Regions from separate parts of the Homo sapiens genome. Here region 1 is linked to region 2. A link is an interaction called in ENCODE POLR2A ChIA-PET data of the cell type or tissue named here. Cell type or tissue: PC-9. All regions are shown on one strand. Links, peaks and the distances in the headings refer to the core of each region. The heading gives the core; the rest is flanking DNA.

Evidence for each region. ChIA-PET counts read pairs that join two places held together with the same protein. Peaks named below come from ENCODE experiments on the same cell type or tissue, not always from the same donor. Only the 100,000 strongest peaks of a DNase experiment are listed, where the experiment ranks them.
Region 1: POLR2A ChIA-PET joins it to region 2 with 6 read pairs; 2 of 35 experiments call an interaction of 5 or more read pairs at or near these places.

Annotation. Positions count from the first base shown.
Region 1 is chr17:39,589,234-39,601,100 of GRCh38, forward strand. LOC105371771 (a long non-coding RNA gene) reads right to left here and starts at 9,033. Exons shown (of 3, transcript XR_934746.3): 1 at 8,629-9,033; 2 at 8,308-8,517; 3 at 5,499-5,673. RefSeq lists a silencer at 10,783-11,077. In PC-9, for the core only: no CTCF peak of the experiment used is centred there; no DNase peak of the experiment used is centred there; H3K27me3 peaks cover 3,128 bases.
Region 2 is chr17:39,225,425-39,237,291 of GRCh38, forward strand. STAC2 (SH3 and cysteine rich domain 2) reads right to left here and starts at 521. Exons shown (of 11, transcript NM_198993.5): 1 at 1-521. The coding sequence starts at 78. RefSeq lists an enhancer at 1-279. In PC-9, for the core only: no CTCF peak of the experiment used is centred there; a DNase peak (open chromatin) is centred at 4,047.

The sequences.
Region 1 (11,867 bases), core at 3,589-7,588, 360 kb after region 2:
AAGCCAGGGAGTAAAATGACCCAGCCTATATTTTTAAAAGATTGCCTCAGGCCAGGTGCGGTGGCTCACGCCCGTAATCTTAGCACTTTGAGAGGCCAAGGCGGGCAGATCACGAGGTCAGGAGTTCGAGACCAGCCTGGCCAACATGGTGAAACCCCATCTCTACCAAAAAAAAATACAAAAACCAGCCGGGTGTGGTGGCGGGCGCCTGTAGTTCCAGCTACTCAGGAGGCTGAGGCAGGAGAATCGCTTGAACCTGGGAGGTGGAGGTTGCAGTGAGCCGAGATCGCGCCACTGCACTCCAGCTTGGGTGACAGAGTGAGACTCCAGCTCAAAAATAAATAAGTAAAAATAAAAAAGGTTACCCCAGCTGCTATGGGAGAATAGATCAGAGAGAGGCAAGGTGAAAGACTGGAGCAGAGACTCAGGGAAGAGGTGATGTGACCTGGCTTGGGGGGAAACACTGAGGAAGAAGAGAAGAGCCTGGATTTGAGATGCACTTTGGAGCAAGATGCAGTGATTCTTAGTGAGAGTCTATGTGGAGCGTGAGGGACAAGGTGAGCTTAAAGGTGACTCGGGTTTCTGTCTTGAACTGGGTGCTGCCATTTATTGAAGTGGGGAAGCCAAGAGGAGAAGCATATGGAAAGACATGTGGATAAAGAATTCAGATTTGGCCAGCCTAGGCAACATAGTGAGACCTCATCTCAAAAAAAAAAAAAAATTTGCCAGGCATGGTGGCCCACGCCTGTGGTCCCAGCTACTTGGGAGTCTGAGGTGGGAGGGTCACTTGAGCCCAGGAGGTTGAGGCTGCAGTGAGCTGTTATAGCACCACTGTACCCCAGCTTGGGTGACAGAGTGAGACCCTGTCTCAAAAACAACAACAACAACAACAAAGAAAATCCAAATGCCCATCAGTGATAGACTGGATAAAGAAAATGTGGTACATATACACCATGGAATACTAGGCAGCCATAAAAAGAATGAGATCATGTGTTTTGCAGGGACATGGGTGAAGCTAGAAGCCATTATTCTCCACAAACTAATGCAGGAACAGAAAACCAAACACTGCATGCTCTCACTTGTAAGTGGGAGCTGAATGCTGGGATCACATGGACACGGGGAGGGGAACAACACACACTAAGGCCTGTCAGAGGGTGGGGTGGGGGAGGGAGAGTATTAGGAAGGATGACTAATGCATTCTGGGCTTAATATCTAGGTGATGGGTTGATAGGTGCAGTAAACCACTATGGCACACGTTTACCTATGTAACAAACCTGCACATCCTGCACAGGTACCCCAGAACTAAAAACAATAAAGGGTTCATGTGAGGCTTCCCTGGCCCTGAGGGATGGAGGCCTGGATGCCCACACCAAGGGAGTCTCCTCTCACCACCACACTCTATTGCTTCCTGGCTTGTCCTTTAGCGTTTTTTTGTTGTTGTTGTTTTGTTGTTGTTTTGTTTTTAATTTGAGACAGGGTCTCGCTCTATCGCCCAGGCTGGAGTGCAGTGATGCGATCTCGGCACACTGCAGTCTCCACCTCCCAGGTTCAAGTGATTCTCATGTCTCAGCCTCCCAGGTAGATGGGATTATAGGCGTGCACCACCACGCCCAGCTAATTTTTGTATTTTTAGTGGAGACAGGGTTTCACCACGTTGGCCAGGTTGGTCTCGAACTCCTGACCTCAGATGATCCGCCTGCCTCGGCCTCCCAAAGTGCTGACATTATAGGCTCGAGCCACCATGCCCGGCCTGTCCTTTAGCTTTTTTACATGTCTAACTTCCATTCTTCCTGCTATTCTTGGAAATGCATCTCTCTAGTTTGGAGAGGGAATTTTGGAGAGAGAATTCTGTCATTCTCAGTTCCCTTTAACTGTCTAAGTTCCTGAAATTCTACCACAAAATTCATACTATACTCGTATTCATTGAGTACCCACTATGGGTCAGATACTATGCTAGAAGCGTTGGCTACATTATTTCGTTAAATCTTGCTGACCACTCTTTCCACAGTATTAATAATACAATAATAATAACAGTAGTAATAAAACAATAATAGTGACCACTTAATGAAAACTCACTTGAACTAAGTGCTTTACATTAATTGTCATTTTAAAATCTCATTGGGAAATAACCTACCCAGGGTCAAATAGCCAGTTAGGAATGGGATGAGAAACCTGGACTTCTCTCCAGTACACCAGACTCTCTTGGGGGATGAGGACTTTGGCTGCATGGGTGGAGGAAGGGCAGAGGCATTGTGATGCCTTTCTCTTCCTTCTCATTTATTCTTTCAAATGGAGCACAGAGGCAGCAATATCTTTCCAGACTTCCTTGGGTGCAGAGGGCAGGCACCCCTGATGACAACTCCAGGGCCTGCCCTTTGCTGGGGAAATGTGACCATTTCTTGGGGAGGGCACAGCTCTCACAAGACTTACCAGACCCTTAGAGCAGTTGCCTGGTGTCATAGGAGGTAGGTTCCCATCTGTGTAGTGCAGGATCCTGCTCTGTGATACAAAAGGCTGATTCTTGTATTCATCCTCTGAGGATGGCTTTGGTGTTTGTGCAGGTGCATTTACCCTTCTGTATATGTGTGTGTGCATTTGTGTAATAATTGGTGTGCAAAGGACCAGGTGATTTGCACACATGCATGCAAGTCAGAACAGCCTGGATTCTGTGCATTTCTCTCAGGATATGTGTGTGTGAAGGGATGATTATCTGGTTGTCTGGGGCCTCAGAAAGGCAGGTAACTTGTAAATTTCCTCAAGCATGTGCTGGTGGGTGGAGTTCCCACAGGATGGAAAAAGGGGCTGGCCCCAGAGTTGAGTTCTGAGCTCAGCTCTCCACCTCTTCCTGCCCGTCTCCAGCTCGCTGCCTCCCCCTACTTTTCCCCAAGCTGGGCAGAATGCCCTCAGCCTGTGCCGGCTGGCACACATGCCACATGGTGCCTGGCGCGCGTCTGGGCAAGGATGACGCCCCCAGGACCGGCTGGGATACCAAGCCACCCGCTGCCTCCCCCACCTCCAGAACGGAGCGTCCCCATCCCATCCCCTTTCCCAGCCAGGGACTCGGGGAGCAGGCAGGGACACAGCACAGACAGATACAAACACACAGATGCACCCAGAGACGCCCACAGGCGTGTGCCCCAGAGGGACACAGACACAGGCGTTCACACAGGCTCGGGTACACACACGCACGCTCACACCCCCCCAGAGAAATTTATGAGTGGTCACCACTTGCACGGATCCAGACAGAACCTGACCCGCCTAGGACATTTAGGCAAATCCACCTGGTGTCTCTGTCCGTGGTGCTGAAACAAGAATGTTTGAACGTCCTCCCTATGGAAGCACTAACAGGAAGTAGAAGGGAGAAAAAGACCTGGGAATGGGTGGTGGACAAAAAAGAAGCAATGGAGGAGAAAGAAGAGAGGGGAGAGAGAAATCTGGTGGTAAGGGAGATAGAATGTAAAGGATTCCAGGAGGACCAAGGACTGTCTGAACCCTGGGACTAGGAGAGGAAGAAGAGGATGGAAGATGATCTCAGCCCCATCCCTGTCCCCTGAATGTGTGGCTCCTGTGGCCTCCAGTTACTCCTTCCATATGCCACCTTGCCCTAGATGACCTGAAAATAGTAGGGAAAGGAGATGGACCTGGGAAAGCCCTATAGTGGACCTGCAGATAGCTCCCTACCTGATTACTTATCTCAATTTGTGTTGGGCAAGTGGACAACACTGTTGATCTGGATTTGTTCTGGGGATTGCAGGGATTTAGTGACTGCTTAATGCTTATCCATCAGATTGGATTATGGGTTCCTTTTGCTGTCTCCTGAGGAAAAAACAACAACAACAACAACAACAAAAAAAAAAAAAAAAAAAAAAAAAAAAACTTCCCTTCAGAGAGATTGCATCCCTAATAGGGATGGCTCTCCCATCAGCAGCCCCTTAGTTGTGGAATTTATGTAACATGAGGAATGCCCACTCTTCTGGTGGGGAGACATCTTCAAGGACTGAAGGGGTTATCATATAACTAGGTGGAAGGGGATAAGGGAAGACGGGAGAGAGAAAAAAGAGAAAAGAGAAGGAGAAAGAATGTGTGTGATGGATGAGAGGATGAAAGAAGGAAGGAAAGAGGGAGGAAGAGGGTGGAGATGCAGATGGCAAGAGTAAGGCAGGGCTTGAGTGAACCAGACAGACTCCTGTGTCCAGGGAAGGGGCAGGGAAAGTGTGCCAGTTGGAGCAAATTGCTCCCCTCAAGTGTCCCAGGGGCCCAGATAAGACTGGAATTCCAGCCTAGTCCTGCAGCTGTTCACAGTGGCATTCTTCACCCAGAGCTTTGGGCAAAAAGACCCTGTGGGCCAGGACTACCGATGTGAGGAGCAGCTGCTCTGGCGAGGAAGGTGAGGTCAGATGCAGTCAAGTGCATGTGTGGTTTCCTCATGGGTGGGGTGAGGACAGTGGGTGTCTCCTGGGGTGTTTCCACCTATTCATATGTAAGCAGTGGCAGGAGGCAGATGCCACATGCTTGGGTAGGCCCTGGAGAGTGGGTACTGGGTTAATTGAGGATGAGGAGCAGGCAGAGGAAAAGGAAGAAGAGAGCAGAGGGAGAGGAGTAAGTAGGAAGAAAAGGATATTGGATCGTCTTCTAGAAAGTTCTGGACCTTCTGTTATTCTCTTTTCTTCCTACAATTTGAGAAAAAGGCCTAGGCTCAGCTGGGTATGGTGGCTCATGCCTGTAATCCTAGCACTTTGGGAGGCTGAGGCGGGTGGATCACTTGACTCTAGGAGTTTGAGACCAGCCTGGGCAACATGGCGAGACTCCATTTCTACAAAAATATAAAAAACTATCTGGGTGTGGTGGTGCATGCCTATAGTCCCAGCTACTCGCGAGGCTGAGGTGGGATGATTGCTTGAGCCTGGGAGGTGGAGGTTGCAGTGAGCCAAGATCTCACCACTGCACTCCAGCCTGGGTGACAGAACAAGATCCTGTCTCAAAGAAAAAGAAAGAAAAAGAGGAAGAAGGCCTAGGCTGCCAGCTGGGCACATCTACCTCAGTGTCTTTGTCTGTGGTATAAGTATAATGACAGTCCCAAGCTCATAGGGTTGTTGAGAGGATTATCAACTCATGTATAACGCTGAGTCAATTACTAACATATCACAAGCTCCAAGTGTATGTTACCTTCCATATTGTTGTTGTTGTTACATCTTGGTTTTGCACTGGATCATTGGGGATTTCTTTTTTTTTTTTTTTCTTTTTTTGAAACAGAGTTTTGCTCTTGTTGCCCAGGCTGGAGTGCAATGGCATGATGTTGGCTCACCACAACTTCTGCCTCCCAGGTTCAAGCAATTCTCCTGCCTCAGCCTCCCAAGTAGCTGGGATTACAGGCATGCACCACCACACTCGGCTAATTTTGTATTTTTAGTAGAGATGGGGTTTCTCCATGTTGGTCAGGCTGGTCTCGAACCCCTGACCTCAGTTGATCTGCTCACCTCGGCCTCCCAAAGTGCTGGGATTACAGGCATGAGCCACCGCACCCGGCCCAGTTCAGGAATTCTTCACGCATAACTAGACCTTCTTGCTATGCCCTTAGGTTCAACACTTTTAGGTCTTCCTTTGCACACATGGAGGACTGTGATTTCTTAGATCTTCAAATTTACTCCTGAAGAGAGGCAGCCAAGAGGTTTTCTGGAATGCAAAGCGAATACCCCATGATAAGAAAAGTCTAGGGTACAGGTCACTGAGTTTTCCCACCAGAGGCTGTCACGGAGGTTTTCCTGGATTCCTGAAGAAATTGGACCCTGGACCTACATCAGTGCCTCCCTATCCAGCCTGGAGCCTCAGCCATCTGCCCCATGCAGTGCTCCTGTCCGGGCCCCACCCAAGCCTGTGTGGGTTTGGGTCATTTCTTCCAGACTCCTCTTCCAATCCCAATTCCTTCTCTTCATTCACTTTCTTCAACTCACCCTCTGCTCCTTTCTTGTCCCTTTTCTTATTCTCAGGAATCTAGTTGGAAGGAAAGGAATTCCCTCACTACTTAGAGTGGGATTCCCCCACCCTGCATGGGCAGAATGGATGGTCTCCTGCTGGAGGTCAAAGAAGCATGTGGAGACTGGCCTAGGAGGGGCGAGGGGTGGCAGGGCAGTCCCCATGTCCCCCTATTCTCCCCAGCTCCTGTCTCATCACTGTCACCATTCAATCATAGCAGATGGGCTGCAGCTGTGAGCGCCAGCCCGGCACACAGGCTGGTCCGTGCCACTTGGGAGAGAAGGAAGAGAAAGGGAGGGAGGGAAGGAGGAGGGATGAAGGGAGGAGGGAGAGAGGAAAGGGAAGAAGAGGAGGAGGAGGAAAGGAAAGAGAGTGGAGGAGGAGAGAGATGGCTTGGAAAGAAAGGAGACTTAGTGCCTTTTATGCCTCTCTCTTCCCAGCAGAAGAGCAGAGGCCAGGGCTGGGCTCACAAGCTGGGCAGTGCCAGGCAAGATGGGCATATGCCCTTGATTACTACCAGGACCGCAGGCCAAGCCTCCACAGCCTCCACGGCCTCATAAATCAGTTTTTAAGTAGCAACCACATGGACATTTCCCAGCCGAGAGGCCTGGCCTCTGTTGGTGCAGCTAGGGCAGCCCTGGTGGAGGGGCAGGTGCCAGGCCAGGGCACCAAAGAGAGAGGGGTGGTCATTGAGGTTTGGCGGGAAGTGAGGCTGGAGCTTCTTCAAGTAAAACCTGGGGCAGGGGCTCCTGCCAATAGAGACTAGGTAAGAAAGTGGCAAGTGGCTGGCAGTGGGTCCAGGACTCCCTGCTGGGTCCCCCAGACCCTGTGCTGGATTTCCCCGGTGAAGCTGCTTACAGAGGAGGGGGAGCGTGTTGCTACTGGAACTCCTTCCCTCCAGCTCCCACCCCTCTATAAGAACAAAGAGTCAGGGTGAGTGTGAGGGCAATGTGTGCGCCTATGCACTTGGGTATCCGAATGTGCGCACCAGGCCTTGAGGGGCAGGAAGGTGTTTCCTGATACCCAGCCCAGGCCTGGCACAGACAGGGCACCCAATAAAGTTGCTTGAATGAATAAGTGATGGAGTGGGAAAGGGGCCAGTTATGCAGACTTGCGTGCGTTCACAGGAATTGGAGATTTCTATCCGAGTGTGTCCTGACTGGAGTCTGTGTGTATGTGTGTATGTGGGGGTGTCTGTGGGTGCTCTGGTATGTGGGAGGGGGTGGGGAAGCAGGAGGTGAGGGAGCTGGCGAAGGGGATCTATTTCAGCCAACGTCCCTCCACATCCTCCCTTTCAGGACGTCTTCCCTACACAGCCCTCCCCAGAGCCACGATTCTCCCCTTCTAAGAATCCATCAGTGGGGCGGCAGCTCCCGCGCCCCCACCCCCTGCCCCTGCTGGATCCCGCGGTTGACGCCCTCCTCTCCTCCTCCCCGCACTGGCCGCGTAGGTGGCCTCGGGTGCGGAGGTCCCGGCCTGGCGCAATCAGTTGCAGAGCGGATGGGGCGGGGGCGCCCAGCCTTCTTGCGCGCGGTGTCTCCTCCCTGGGTGAACAGATGTCTCGGAATTTTAGATGTGCTCTCCGCCCCTCCTCGCAATAACTCCCCCCACCACCCCCGCAGCTGGCACCGGCTGTGGCGTGGCGCCCTCCTCCTCCCCCAACTCCCAATAGCAAAACCGGGTGATGGATCCGGGAGCACGGCTGGAGGCTTGGGCCAGGAGGCCCGGGAGGCCCGCGGCGTGGCAGTGGCGGCTCCCAGCGCGGAGGGAACCATTGGGCGCTGTTCGGACCTCTTCCCTTGTGTCCTTCCTTCCCTTCTCCCGCATCCACTCACTCCCATCTCTCCACTGTCTATGTCCTTCTCGACCTCTGCCCCACCCTACAGCCCATCCCAGCCACCGCGTCTACGAAGATCCTCTACACGGACCCTCACACTTCACGACAGAAACTCCTCCTGGCAACTTTGGAGGAATTCTTTCCTCTAGAGACCCCTTTTCCTGCATTCCTGAGCCGCCCCCCATCACCATCAACTGGCTGCCTGCCCTCAGTAGAAACCCCGAGTTAATCCGGAAAACGTGGGGGGAGGACGGGAGGGGAGTAGGGATTGAGATTAGGGAGGTGGAGAAGACCGGGTTGGCCCTGGCTGAGAGACACCCAAATTTTCTAATCACTGCTAATTAATGAATAATCCAATTCCACGGACCCCCAACTCAGGGAAGGGGGCGGGACCCACAGCGGGCAGGAGGGGGCCTTGGCAGGGCTTCGCAGTCGGGGTGGTGCCAGGAGCCCTCCCCCCCACCCGCCAGCATTCCGAGGTAACAGGCATTTGTTACCCAGCTCGTGCCAGGAGCGATTGGCAGGTTCGAGCAGCACAGTCATTCCGCACACAGATGTCCCTGCGTTCACTCTTCTGATATGAATTCTGTCAGCTCCGAATCCGAGAGAGACAAGCAGACAGCTACACAGACAGAGTCACAGACAGACACAGACACAGATAGAGCAATTGTCTGGAAGACGCAGAACTCTACAGATATTTTTCTTCCCTGAAAACATATTTTAAAAAAGAAAGAAAAATAAGAAAAGCTCCCATTAATTTGGGGGGACAGTCCCCGTGCCCCCGATGAATGCCCCCCTTCCTCTCCTCCTTGTGTTACCTGCCCAGACATTTCAGCGGCCCCAAGGGCCCCACAACATCATCACGGAGCTTCAAAGTTAAGTGGTGGCAGAGAGAAACTCTAAAGTCCGCGAGATCTGTCCCCTCACGCAGGACCCTTTTGTAGTTCTAGAAATCCAGTATCCCTGAGAGTTCTAGAACACCACCAAGGTGCAAGTTCCAGCATTCTAGAACCTCTGAAATTCAAAATTCCAGAACTCCCATGAATTGCAAATCGTGCTGAGTGCCCAGTTCTTATATTGCCCTCTTCGTGGGTGCGCGGGAAGTGGATGCTGTCCGGTGCCCCGAGCGGTTCGCACTGCATGCCTGGTCCTCACCGGCTGCCTCCAGAACCTTGGCCACCAGCCAAAAGTGCAGCCTGCCCTTTGATTTAGGAACACAGAAAGGTCAAGTCTCCCTGGCTACTGTCCCTTTCTGACGTTGCCTTCCAGAGCGGACCCCATTCCTGCTCCTGTCCCACCCTGGCCCTCCACGCCTGACCTGGCTGTCCTGCCTCTGCCCCTGCCAGCGGCTGTGGGAGTGAGCTGGTTGGTCACTGGGCATCTGTGAGCTGGCTGGGCATGAACAGCCCTGGGGTTTGGTTCTCCCTGGTCATCCCTACTTAGTGGACGAAGAAAAAGGGGGCAAAGAAACTGGTCACGACAGAGGAGGGGGCACAGAGGGGTTTGGGCTGTGGTTTGTGGGGTTGTGTTTTTTAATCTTTCCTACTTTCTTTTTTTAAAAGAAAAAGCCCCCATCCTGTGTCATCATTTTTATGGGATCTGCAATTCTGGCAAAAATCTGTCTTTAATTTAGCTGTCCATATAAAAATCCTCACTGTATAATAATGAACAGATGCCATGGAATTTAAGCTGGAGCCTCGGCTCCTCCCCGCCTTCCCCCCGCGCCTGGCACCGGGCACCGGGCACCGGCTGAGTGGCACAGACTGGCACCAACGCGCGAGGGTGGGCAGGGGGCGACCTGGGCTCAGCGCCAGGGCTCTGGGGTGGTGAAGGGGCGTCCGGGCGCTGGGGTTGGCCAGGAGGGAGCTTTTCCGTGGTGGTACCAGGGAGAAGTGTCTGCGGGATTTTTCTGTCTTTTTCTACAAGATTATCAGTAGTTAAGGATTTTGGTTTGGTTTTGCTTTGGCTCTTTGTGGTTCTTCCGATATATTTTTTAAAGCACCGCCCTCCATTCCATATAAACCCAAATGTTTTTGATATTTTAATTGAGTTGTTTTTAACCCTCCCCCTGCGCCGCGCCCCAGCCTCGGCCTGGGAGCCCGGCCGAGCGCGAGTTCGCTGCAAGCGGGATCCGCTCTGAGCCCGGCCGGCCGGCAGCCTCCGCGGTATTCCCGGCGCGGGCCCCTCCAGGGGCTCCCCTGCGGCTCCTGGGGGCAGGGGTACCCTGCTGCCCTCCAAGACTGAGGCTGGATGTGGCATCTGATTGGGAAGTGGGAGAGATGAAGGGAAGAGAGAAAGCCCCAGTGCCCTCACTCCCATTCTCGGGCTGTTCCCAAGGGAGAAGGAAAAAACTATGTGAGTCCGTTGTGCCCTCCTGCCTCCGCCTGCGGTCAAGAAAGGGGGCACCGGCTCAGGCTTGAGGGGTTGGTTCTGAGCCCCCCACCCCCACCCCTCGCTTTTAATGCGACTCTGGCGAGAACAGATGTCCCAAACCGGGCGAACTGCCCAGACCCCGCCCAGCTGTGCCCTTGGTGAAGACTTGGCTAAGAGTAGGAACTGGCATGCAGGTCCCCAAAGGGGTTCGGGGGTTCCCGCGACCCCTGTGGGACCTGACCTAGCAGCCTTGGCCTCCTGGCCAGCTCAGCCTCAGGCGGGAGGCGGAAGAGACCCGGAAAGACCCGTTCCTAATTCAATTAATTCCGAAAAGAGGAATGAGACGCAGACAGATACTGACAGAAGCTGGGAGAGAGGTTTAAATACCCGAACACCAGACACACACTCTGGTATGGAACTCCGCAGCCCCTGTCAGCGCGGGGAGACCTCGCTGCGCTCCCGCGCTGGAGAGGGCAGGAGAGTTGGCTGCGCTAGAGCCATACCCTGGCTCACATCTGGGCAGCGTCTCCACCCAACGCTGTGCCCCAGCTCCCTGGGCATGGCCGGCGCCTAGAGGTTCCCTCTTCTCCTCCCCTCGGAGCGCCCCAGCTTCCCTTCCCTGCCCTAGGGAACTAAGGTGACTCCGCTCCTCGCATCTCCCTCCTGAAATCCGTTGCCCTCCTTCCTGTGAACCCAGCCCCGGTCTTGGCCTTCTTCTCACGTCCACACTCCCAGGGCTGGCGCCCCTGTCCCAGTGCTTTAGGTTGGAGAAAGTTTCCAGAGCAGAACAGCCCTCCCAAGGCAGCTGCGCCCTTTCTTACCACTTCTCACCCAGGGAAACTTTGTCGAGAATTTTTAAAGCTGCAGGACAGAAAGGCAGAAGCTGCTTCAGGATTCAGAACCGGGGCAGGGTTTTAAGGTTTCTCACAGTTCAGGTGTCATTTCTGCTCTGGCCCCGTGGCCAGCGCCTGGGTATCCCAGCCCTGAAGGATGGAAAAATGACAGTGTCTTGGGCTGTGAGTTGGGGAGCCTGTTCTGACAGCAGAGGCCCATCTGCCCCTCCCACTTTTCGCAAAAAGCAGCATCCTCCTTTGAGCACACTGGAGCAGGTCAGATGCAGTCCCTCCGCGCTGCCCCTCTGTTGTCATGGAGGGGTTGGGAGGGTAGGTCAGGCTAAAGCTGCTCAGTCCTGGCGTCTGCCTTCTCTTTCTCCTCAGGTGCCTTAAGGACTAAACTGCAGAATCTAGAACCATACCTTAGTCTCAATCCCCCCTCAAATCAATGGCTCTCCTCAGAGCAGATGAATTCCTGTCAATGATTCTGGGGAAGAGGAGGAAGCAAAGGTTGCCAAGAGAGAACGAAATCTCTGACCTCTGCCCAGAAATTCTTGTATCCACCAGCTTGTGGACTTTCCCATGAAAGGGAAAAAGAGAAGCAGGCACAGCCCCGTGGAGCTTCCAGAGTATCAGGGTTTTCCTGCCACTGATCCTCCTGGGGGTCGGTGTCCCGCAGTGATTTATCGGGCTGTCTCCCCGAGTCACAAAATCAGGGCTGGGGGTTCACTGGGGGTCCATAGCTCACTGTCCGAGTCATGGCTGGAACGCAGCTCAACAATGAAGGGACAGGAATGGAGCTCAACAGTGAAGGGACAGGGAGTAACTGCTTTCCTTCCCTTTCCCGCCAG
Region 2 (11,867 bases), core at 2,539-6,538:
GAGGGCGGAGACGGTCCCTGGGGGGCTGTGGGTGGCCGCGTCATCCGGTTCGTTCTCCTTCTCGCTCATCTCGGTCATGGTTCGGGGAGAGGGGAGGAGAGGGTGCCGAGATCCGACGGCAGGCCCACCGCGGGCAGGCTGCGGGTGGCGGGCGTCTCCGGGACTCTGAAGCCGTTCTCCAGAGGCTGCCCCCAGTTAGCCCCCGGCACGGCAGCCCCCAACCCGCGGGAGCGGGCAGAGAAAGTTGCCGGGGTGGCGGGCGAGGGGAGGCCACCACGCTGAGCCGCAGGAGCGGGACGACCCCGGGCGCGAGGACCGAGGGTCTGCAGAGGATGCTGCTCGCAGCGCGGGGAGGAGGGAAGTGGGGCCGCGGGGATGAGCCGAGGGAGGGAGCCAAGGAGCTGTCCGTGTCCAGCCGGCTCCGCCGTCCGCTGCGCCCGCCCCCCATCCCCTCCCCTCCCCCGCCGGCCCCAGCCCGGCACCCGGCGGCCCCTCCGCCCAGTCCTCGCCGCCCAACTTTGATTTAGGAGGTCGCCTGGTCCCGCCCCCTGCCCTACGCCGCTCCCCCGCGCAGCCCTGCAAATCAGGCTCTCAGCTATTGGCTGCCTCGGTGGCCAGGAGGGCGAACTGGGCGGAGTCTTGGGGGGCTCGACACGATGGGGCGGGGCTTGGCGGGGAAAGAAGCGGAGGAGGGAGTTTCACACTGAAAAACCCGGGATGGAGGGGCGTGACCAGATTGAGGGAAGCTTGGGGAGATCATAGTAGCGTCTGGATGGGTTGCAGGGAATAGAAATAGGTTGGGGCCGCAGCAAGATAGCGGAGAGTGAGATCGAAGCTAGGACTTCCAAAGAGCGAAGATTGATAGATGCCAGAGGTTGGTGAAGGAAGAATGGGGACCCATCTGTGCCATTAATTGGATGCCTTTATACCCTGAAAAGGCTCTCTCCAAATATACACACAACTGGACTATGGTGTATGTGTCAAAGGCCAGGCCGGACAATTCCTCCTTGTGATGGAAAGCCGGATGACTCTATCCCCTTCCAGTCTTGGCGTCTGAACTTCAGCAGAGATGGGGGCTCAGTCCTCACACCCAAAGTCCCCAAACTTCTCTGAGACACGCTCCCCTCCTAAAGATCCTACCACAACTGGAGTTAGATCAGGGGATAATACAGAGAGGTGGGGGAAGAGGTCCTCACCATCACCTTCCAAGGTGCCCCTCTCTCCACAATAACCTTCTATTTTTTATTTTTTTATTTTTTTATTTAGAGACAGGGTTTCACTCTTTCACCCAGGCTGGAGTGCAGTGGTGCGATCATAACTCACTGCAGTCTCAAACTCCTAGGCTCAAGCAATCCTCCCACCTCAGCCTCTCTAGTTGCTGGGACCACAGGCATACGCCACCATGCCTGGCTAATTTTTAAAATTTATTGGTAGAGACAAGTCTTGCTATGTTACACAGGATGATCTCCAACTCCTGGGCTCAAGCGATCTTCTCACTTTGGCCTCCCAACGTATTGGGATTACAGGCGTGAGCCACTGTGCCCGTTCAAGATATTTCCAATATTTCTTCTTCTCCTTCTCTTCTTCTTCTTTTTTTTTTTTTTTTTTTTTTTTTTTTTTTGGAGACAGGATCTTGCTCTATTGGCCAGGCTGTAGTGCAGTGGCTTGATCACACCTCACTGTAGCCTGGACCTCCTGGGCTCAACCCTCCCAAGTAGCTGGGACCACAGGCACATGCCACTGCACCCAGCTAATTTTAAAATTTTTTGTAGAGATGGAGTCTCGCTATGTTGCCCAGGCTAGTCTTAAACTCCTAGGCTCAAGTGACCCTCCTGCCTCAGCCTCCCAAAGTGCTGGGATTACAGGTGTGAACCACCACACCTGACCAAGATACCTCTTCTAATGCATGTTGATTATCTGGGACCCATTTTCTCAGGTCCCCCTCCCTCACCTCCAGCCCTCTTTCCTTCTGCCCCTTCTGGCTCTGACCAGCAGATCTGGCTTCCTCTCTTGGTCTGCCCAAGAAAAGGGAGATGCACTGGTGGCTGAGAGAACCTTTCCCTGGTGTGGGTGGAGAGACTTCTGGGTTTAAGTCTCCCTCCTCCTCTGCTGTGGGTGGTAAGATTGTGGGTGGGGGGTGCCACATGGGGGGCCTGAGGTGCTGAAGGGGGCCCTTATGCTAGCCTGAAAGTTGAGGGGTGGGGTGAACACCTCCACCCCCCACTCACCTCCCCCCATGCACACAGCCATTCATAGGATCTCTGCCCTCCCAAGCACGAGCTCACCATTGGAGCCCTGCTCAGGTTACCCTGTCCAGGAATAGAGATTTATTTGCCAGTGGCAGAAGTAGGACAAGGGCACAGTGAGGGTTCATGGTTGTAGGGGCTCTGACTTCGAGATTTCCTGAGGAAGGTGGGATGGAGCCTGAGTGCCATCAAATCAGTCTCCCCAAAGGCCTGTTCATGGCCAACCTTCCCCCATCTCCCACTGGACTGTCCTTCTCACTCCTGCCCAGCCCAGGCCAGTCCAGCCTTCCCTCCCTGGGCAGCTCAGATGCTGGGATGCTTGCAGCATTGAGACAGCAACATCAGGCCCTCCACTTATCCTGGGCTGGAACACACAGGGCCTTCTTCTGAGTTTGGAGATCTTCTGGGGGAGGTGCCCCTGTCTCCTCCCAAAGAGCAGGGGCTTTGGGTTCCTTAGGGGCCAGTACCTCTTTGGTCACTAATTAAGTGTGTGACCTTGGGCAGATAACTCAATCTTTTAGAGATTTTGTTTGTTTTGAGACGGAGTCTAGCTTTTGTTGCCCAAGTTGGAGTGCAATAGCAGGACCTCGGCTTACCACAACCTCCGCCTCCTGGTTCAAGCGATTCTCATGCCTCAGTCTCCCGAGTAGGTGGGATTACAGGTGCCCGCCACTACATCCAGCTAATTTTTTGTATTTTTAGTAGAGAGAGGTTTCACCATGTTGGCCAGGCTGGTCTGGAACTCCTGACCTCAGGTGATCCACCTGCCTCACCCTCCCAAAGTGCTGGGATTACAGGCATGAGCCACCGTGTCTGGCCTATAGCCTTGGTTTCTTCATCTGAAAAATAGTCATCGTGCCTACCCCACTGCTAGAATGAATGAGATAGTGTAGAGTGGCACTTAGCCCAGACAAGACAGGAAGACAAGACAGGAAAATTTATTTTAAAAAAAAAAGTGTTTATTTTGGTAGGGATGGGGGTCTCACTTTGTTGGCCCAGCCTCATTTTGAACTCCTGACCTCAAGCCATCTTCCTGACTTGGCCTCCCCGATAAAGTGCTGGGATTACAGGCACACGCCACCACGTCTAGTCAAGGAAAGTCCATTATTTTTCTTTTTTTTTTTTTTGAGACGGAGTCTCGCTCTGTCGCCCAGGCTGGAGTGCAGTGGTGCAATCTCGGCTCACTGCAAGCTCCGCCTCCCGGGTTCACGCCATTCTCCTGCCTCAGCCTCCCAAGTAGCTGGTACTACAGGCGCCTGCCACCACGCCCGGCTAAATTTTTATATTTTTAGTACAGACGGGGTTTCACCGTGTTAGTCAGGATGGTCTTGATCTCCTGACCTCATGATCTGACCGCCTCAGCCTCCCAGAGTGCTGGGATTACAGGCGTGAGCCACCGTGCCCGGCCATTATTTTTCTTTCCCTCCTTTCTTCTGGGAAATTTGTCCCTTCCCAGTGCTTTCTCTGAGGCAGAGAGAAGAAAACCGCTTCCTTCTCTCACTTTCCTTGGCCATTTGGAGCCTGGTATTCTGTGGGGTAACCAACCCAGAAGTGGTGATTCCTGGACAAAGAGATGCTAACTAGATACAGAGAAGAATTCCCAGGGGAACCCGTAGTTCTGGCAACCGAGGAAAGCCAGGGAAGTTGGAGGACTGTGGGGCTCATCTAGTCTGGACATCAGAAGCCTGAGGTGGGGCAAGCATGGCGGAGGCAGGGGGATGGATGCCATGACCTCTCGATGTCCTTCCTGGCCTGCAGCCTTTGTGTTTCAGAGCGGTCTCTCCTGAACTAAGTCTGAGTCATTGCTCTTAGTACTGACAACTCCCACTGCAGTGGATCAGAGACGAGGCGGAAGCAGCCTGGCCAGCCTCTCCTGGGAAGGAAGGAGCATTGCCCCATCTCAGATTCGGAGGGTAGAAACGAGGGGCAGGCAGAGCGAGGGCCAGGTGCTGCCGGGGGGATGAATGGCAGCCACACTCTGGAGGGCTCCCTCAGAAGTGGCAATAGAACTACTGGGGTGCCTCTTGTTGGGAAAGTGGGCAGTGGGCTCTTGGGAGCCCTGGGACAGGGATGACTTCAAATCTGCATGCAGCACAATGTCTAGCACATGAAGAGAGACCAGTCCTCAGCCCAGCTCTGCCTTTTGCTTCCTGTTTTGTGACCTTGGGCAGAGAGCTGTCTATCTCTAAAGGTACTTGAGTTTCCTTCTTGTCAGACTGGCAGAATTGGATTAGATTAGTTTGAAATGAGGAGTTGGATTAAAATGAGGGCAATAATGATACATCTCTTAGCACTCTTTTGAGGATTACATGAGTTAATGTACGTAAAGAGATGGACAGGTTGGGTGAGGTGGCTCATGCCTGTAATCCCAGCACTTGGGGAGGCCAAGGCGGGTGGATCACCTGAGGTCAGGAGTTTGAGACCAGCCTGGCCAACGTGGCAAAACCCCATCTCTACTAAAAATACAAAAAATTAGCCAGATGGGGTGGTGGGCACCTGTAATCCCAGCTATTCGGGAGGCTGAGGCAGGAGAATTGCTTGAACCTGGGAGGCGGAGATTGCAGAGAGCCGAGACTGCACCACTGTACTCCAACCTGGGCAACAAGGGTGAAATTCAATCTCAAAAAATAAAAATAAAAAAATAAAGAGATGGACAGAATAAATGCACAGTAAATGGATGTTATTTTATTCATTTATTTATTTTGAGACAAGGTCTCACACTGCTGCCCAGGCTGGAGTGCAGTAGCACAGTCATGGCTCACTGCAGCCTCTACCTCCCTGGCTCAAGTGATCCTCCCACCTCAGCCTCCCAAGTAACTGGGTCTACAGGCATGTTCCACTGAACTCAGCCTGTTAATTCTCATGTTATTATTAGTTACTATTAATTACTACTAATTATTATTAATAGTAATATTATTATTGGGGATTTTTAACCTTGGACTTGTGAGTGAGCTTCAGGGAGTTCATGAACCACTCGAAGCTGTGTAAAATTATGGAAGATAATAAACATTTTCTGGGCAGAGTTGAGCTTTCAGCTGCTCCTCAGGGCATCTGAGATCCCCAAAAGATTAAGAGCCACTGGCCTATATGACCCCCAGGGACTCTCCTCTCTGAGTGGCTGAGATTCTCTGATGTGAGGAATTGCTTCTCCTCCCATGGTGGTGATCTTTGCATCAACACCTCCAGTCCAAGCCCTTTGCATCTGTGGCCTCTGCCCCATGGGTCACCCAGGACAGAAAACATAAGTGACTGGCCTTTCCCGGCAGCTTTAGAATCAGGGTGTCTAGTGTGGAGGTGCCCAATGTGGTTGGGAGCTGAGTCTGGGTTCCTGTCTCCCAGCTGGGGAAAGGAAGGGGGTCCAAGCCCAGCAGGGCCAGGGATGCAGAGACCACAGTGAGAGGCCTGGCCTTGCCCCAGCGTCCCCTGCCTCCCCCCACCAGCCCACCTGGGGGCCCGAGAGGCAGATACCACTCTAATGAGCTAAGGCTCATGGCAGGCAGCGGTAATTATGATTTTATGGAAATACAGAAGGCTCTTACGCAAGTGCCTGACATACTTCCCGGCTGTGGCATCTGGGACAGCCAGGTCCCCAGGGGCTGGAGAAGGCCCCCCCACACCCCCTGCTGCCTCCAGCCCCTGGAGCTTGGGACACTGGCATGGAGCCACCCTCCCACTGCCCGTGGCACTGTCCCTAACTCGCCCTGGGTGAGCTGTTCCCGCGCTCTGCACCCCAGGCCTCCTGGAGGGGAACAACATGGGCTCTGTGTATGCAATCCCTCACGCCCTCGCTCCTGCTGCCCCCTCTCCCTACCACAAAGCCAGGATCTCTGGGAGAGTTGTTCTGAAGGGATAATGAGGTTATAGCTGTTTCCTTTTCCTCAATGAAGAAAACCCCTCTCTCGAGGAACACGTCCTCTTCTGTTCTGTTTCTTTTCTCCTTGAGGCTGGGGACACGGGGCTGACAGCAGCCATGGTGGGGTGGGGGTGGGGCGTCCTAGCCCTTGGCTGCCCCTCCCCAGCCCTGTGCCAGTTTGTCTACACTGAGCCCCCACCCCTGTGCTTCCAACAGTGTCCTGAAGCCACTGCTCCTGTCCTCTAGTCTATTCCCCTTACCCACCCACAAAGCATCTGTTACCAAGGTAACAGCAAGAGCATAACTTTGGGGTAAGCAAGGGGGTGGAGCCCTGCGGAGGAGGGGCATGGTTGAGGGTTAGAATTTTGGAGAGATGAGCACTGTGGACCCCCGAATTCTTCATGGAGGATCTTTTGCTGGAGAGGAGGCCCCACGCAGGCTGGGGAGGGGCTGTGGCTGAGAGCGTATGGAAAGGAGGGAGGATGAAGTCTGGTCGCAGCTGGATTGGGTGTTAGCGGTGAGGGTGCCCATGGCTTACTGTGTGGGACAAGCGTGAGTGTGGTGATGCCGAGGAGACTTCGAGGCAGAAAGATTGAGCCTGCCTTTAACTGCTCCCTTGGGGTTAACGCCTGGGGAGAGATCCTGTGGCGGGGGAGTCTAGACCCAGCTGAAGCAGCCTGGGGACCTGCGGCTGGCCTGGGCCCACACTGCCCCCTGCAGACTGCACAGAAAGCAGCACCGGGGCAGCCCAGGGGTTCAGGCGGGGCCTTGGAGGGTCTGCATCGGAGACCATCTAAACCATGAGGTCCTACCAAGTGTATGGAATGGTCCTGAGCACCGGGGGCACCTAGTACCTGCATTCGAGGCCCTTCTGTAGATTCTGACCCAGAGAGGGGTAATACAGAGGGCCACATCAAGCTGAGCTAACGGGGGCCATCGAGTGGACTGGAAGGCAGAGGGGACTAGAATATCCTAAGCAGAGGGAACAGCCTAGGCAAAGGCTGGAGGTGTGAAACAGAACAGCCGGTTCCGGAGCTACTGGAAAGCCCAGAGGGAGAGAGATGGTGAGCACCAAAGGCAGGAAAAAGTGAACAAACGGCCTTGAGTGCTGGATCAGGAAGCTAGTTTTCTCTGCACAAAGGGGCTTCTCGAACTCATTCACTGGAGCCCTGAAGAGCAATTCAGAGATACCGTGGGGGGCGGGGCGGGGCGGGGAGTGGGGAGCAAGCAAAGTGGTTCACTCCAAACTTGAGAGGGATTTAAAGACAAGGCTCTATGTTAAACATTGGTGCAAGCCTTGCATTTGACTCCAAGAATATCTGTGTTAGTTTTCCTACCAAAAATATGATTTTTAGCACTAACCATTGTGTGCCATGGATAGCCTGGAATATGACCCATAGTTACCCAGGGACTCCACAGCCCAGCTTGAGGATGGCACTGAGGGTAACAGGAGGCCATGGAGTGTTCTCCATAGAGGAGTAATTGGGTAATTCCTGTGTCTTAGGGAAGTCTCTCTGGCTCCCGAGGACAGCATACTAGACACAGAGGACCAAGTAGTGGGCTCCTAGTATCCTTCTGGTGGCCAAAGCCTTCACAGTGAAAATAGATAGGAAGAGCCACCTCGCCTGGCCCAATATTTGTTTTTAAAAGGCTGGGCATGGCTTATGCCTGTAATGGTAGCACTTCGGGAGGCCGAAGTAGGAGGATCACTTGAGACAAGGAGTTTGAGACTAGACTGGGCAACATAGTGAGAGCCCATCTCTACAGAAAAATTTTGTAGGGCCGGGCGCGGTGGCTCATGCCTGTAATCTTAGCACTTTGGGAGGCTGAGGCCAGCAGATCATGAGGTCGGGAGTTTGAGATCAGCCTGGCCGATATGGTGAAATCCCATCTCTACTAAAAATATAAAAAATTAGCCAGGTGTGGTGGCACGTGCCTGTAATCCTAGCTACTTGGGAGGCTGAGGCAGGAGAATTGCTTGAACTCGGGAGGTGGAGGTTGCAGTGAGCCGAGATCACGCCACTGCACTTCAGCCTGGGTGACAGAGTGAGACTCAAAAAAAAAAAAAATGTAGTTAGCCAGGCATGGTGGCTCAAGCACATAGTCCCAGCTACTTGGGAGTCTGAGGTAGGAGGATTGCTTGAGTGTGGGAGGTCGAGGCTGCAGTGAGCCATGATCGTGCCATTACACTCCAACCTGGGAGACAAAATGAGACCCTGTCTCTAAGAAAAATAAATAAAAGCCCACACATATGTATCCTGACGAGTGGGGCATAGAGCAGTAATTAAGAGCAGGGACTAGCCAGGCTTGGTGGATTACGCCTGTAATCCCAGCACTTTGGGAGGCCAAGGCAGGTGGATCACAAGTCAGGAGATCAAGACCATCCTGGCTAACACGGTGAAACCCTGTCTCTACTAAAAATACAAAAAATTAGCTGGGCATGGTGGCAGGTGCCTGTAGTCCCAGCTACTCGGGAGGCTGAGGCAGGAGAATGGCGTGAACCCGGGAGGTGGAGGTTGCAGTGAGCTGAGATCGCGCCACTGCACTCTAGCCTGGGTAACAGAGTGAGACTCTGCCTCAGAAAAAAAAAAAAAAGAGCAGGGACTGTGACTCAGATGGCCTGGGTTCAAATCCTGGCTCTGTTTCCTCCTAGCTGTGTGACCCTGGGCTAGCTACCTAACCTCTCTGAGTCTCAGTTTCCCCATCTATAGAATGGGGATCAATAATAGAGTAACAGAAAAAAAATAGTATCTACTACGTAAGAAAGTTTGAAAAGTAGTCTGAAGTCACACTGAGCACTGAAGAACAGCCTACTAAAGAAACAGACCTGGCTGGGCGCAGTGGCTCACACCTGTAATCCCAGCACTTAGGGAGGCCGAGGCAGGCAGATCACCTGAGGTCAGGAGTTCGAGACCAGCCTGACCAACATGGTGAAACCCCATCTCTACTGAAAATACAAAAATTAGCCAGGTGTGGTGGCAAGTGCCTATAATCCCAGGTACTGGGGAGGCTGAGGCAGGAGAATCGCTTGAACCTGAGATCATGCCACTGCACTCCAGCCTGTGCAGCAGAGCCAGACTCCGTCTCAAAAAAAAAAAAAAGAAAAAAAAGAAAAAAAGAAACAGGCCCTTGGCTGGGTATAGTGGCTCACACCTGTAATCCCAGCACCTGCACTTTGGGAGGCCAGGGCAGGTGGATCACCTAAGGTCAGGAGTTCAAGACCAGCCTGACCAACATGGTGAAAACCTGTTTCTACTAAAAATACAAAAATTAGCCAGGCATTGTGGCGGGCGCCTGTAGTCCCAGCTATTCAGGAGGCTGAGGCACAAGAATCGTTTTACCCAGAAGGTGGAGGGTGCAGTGAACTGAGATCACACCATTGCACTCTAGTCTGGGTAACAGAGCGAGACTCTGTCTCAAAAAAAAAAAAAGAAAGAAAGAAAAAGAAACAGACCCTCTATACTTAGAAGTGTTATACAAATAAACCTATATCCTTAAGTGTTAAATAAACCTTTGATGTACTAGGCCCTGGGGAAACGATGGAGTAAAGGGGAATATTTATTGAGGGCTCAATTATTGTCTTTACTTCTGGGGTAAAAGCTCTCATCATCCCCCTTATGCAGTTGCAACAAGAGGCTCAGAAAGGTTAAGTCACTTGCCCAAGGCCACACAGCTGGGCTTGAACTCTCAGAGTCCATCTCAAGAAACATGCTCTGGCTGGGCGCAGTGGCTCATGCCTGTAATCCCAGCACTTTGGGAGGCCAAGGCGGGCAGATCACCTGAGGTCAAGAGCTCGGGACCAGCCCGGCCAACATGGTGAAACTCTGTCTCTACTAAAAATACAAAAATTAGCTGGGCGTGGTCCATGTGCCTGTAATCCCAGCTACCCGGGAGGCTGAGGCACAAGAATCGCTTGAACCCGGGAGGCGGAGGTTGCTGTGAGCTGAGATCATGCCACTGCACTTCAGCCTGGGCGACAGAGTGAGACTTGGTCTCAAAAAAAAAAAAAAAAAACAAAAAGAAGGAAGAAAAGAAAATAAACGTGCTCTTAACCCCAACACTAGTGCACGTCTCTTAGTCCCTGCCCTCTGGGAGATTTCACTCTGGTGGGAAAAAAGACATTAGACAAAGTACGCAAACCTTCACTGCACGTTGGATAATTACCATGAAGGACCTTAGTAGAGCACTGCAAAGCCCAGAGACAGACGGGGAGAACATGAGCGTCAGCTGGAGGGTCTGTGGGAAGGGCTAAGAAGCAGGCAGCAAGTCTGAAATGTGAGCAAAGAGTCTTCCCCAGGAGAGACTTAAGGTGGTGCTAGAGAGGACCTCAGGTGGAAAAGACTGAGGGTTTGAGCCAGCCCTACTCACGGTCTAACTCCAGAGGGCGCTGTTCAGGGCAGATGGTGCCCTGTAAACTGTACCCGGAGGTGCCAGGGACATTTAGCTGGGACGGGGACCCTTCATCTCACTTCTGGGGTGGAGACATTTGTGTGCACAGATGCACAGACCACACAGTGATTGCCATATGGTATTGTCAGCTCTGTGTGTGTGTGTGTGTGTGTGTGTGTGTGTCCTGTAAGCGAAAAACATCCTACGTGCTCCAGTCTACCCCTTTCGTCATAATTTTGCCTGGAACTCAGGACTCAGCCCTTTTGACCACCCGCATGCGGGGAGCACGGGGTGCCTGAGCTCTGGATAGGGCAGGATTCTACCCACCCAGGTATCCTGAGAGACAGCCTGGCATACGGTAGGCACTCGAGAACAGTTTGTTGAATGAATGAATGAATGAATAGACAGCTTCCTCTCCCAGCCCATCCTTTCTTTGAGGGAGGGGCAAACTTCACTCTCCAGCTCTCCAGGTTGGAAAGGTGCCTGGGAATAGGAAACAAAACAAAATGTTTTGGCTGGAGTAGAAAAAGGCTCCAGCCCTGCTCAGACAGGCACGACTCCCCCCAGGCCAGCACCAAGCTACACAGGGACCCCTCCTACCCTCCTCTCCCCGTCTTCCTGGGATCCTGCTCTGCCCTCCCCAAGGTCTTGAGGGTGCCTCCCAGCCTGGAATCCAACTCAGGGCGTGGGGTAGGTCCTCACAGCCTTGGGGATAATGTATGGAGGGGACCTCAGGGCCTCTGGCTGCTTCTTTGGCCCTAGCAGCAGGAATGCCTCCATCACCCTGCTCCCCCATCCTCCCCACTTGGATTCCATCCAGACTCCTGGGGGAAGAAAGCCCGTGGGACCAAGTGCCAGGTGCCTGGAGATGCAGGTGGCAGAGCAGGGGACAGGCATCTCTTTGGCTCTGCCGCCCCCCAGGCAGGCCCCTCAGAATCTGGGAGCCTGGGTAGCTAGAGTCCCATGAGTCAGCCACATTTTAGTACCCCATCTCTGCTCTCTGCCCTAGTTCTGTTTATATCAAACACAGTAGTAGGAGGTGGGCAGGGGGCTGGGGCTGTCTGTGTACAGTGACAACATGTGCCCAGTGTGGAGAAAAAGGCCCACCCACAGGCTGACTGTATTTGTCCATAAACATGGCCTGCTCCAAGCCCCAGGGCAAGGAAGGGGCAAAAGGACCAGCCCCACTGGAGCTCCTGGGCTGCTCTAATGGGGAGCCCTCCTGGGCAAACCTCCCTCTCCTGGAAGCGCCACCCCCTGGAGTGTTTCCACAACAAGCTGGGCTGTGTTCTGTAAACTCCAGTCCCCTAGCTAGGTAGCCCCCAGCTAAAGGACAGGTGTCCTGCCACCAGTGCATGTGTGCGTATGTGTGTGTGTGT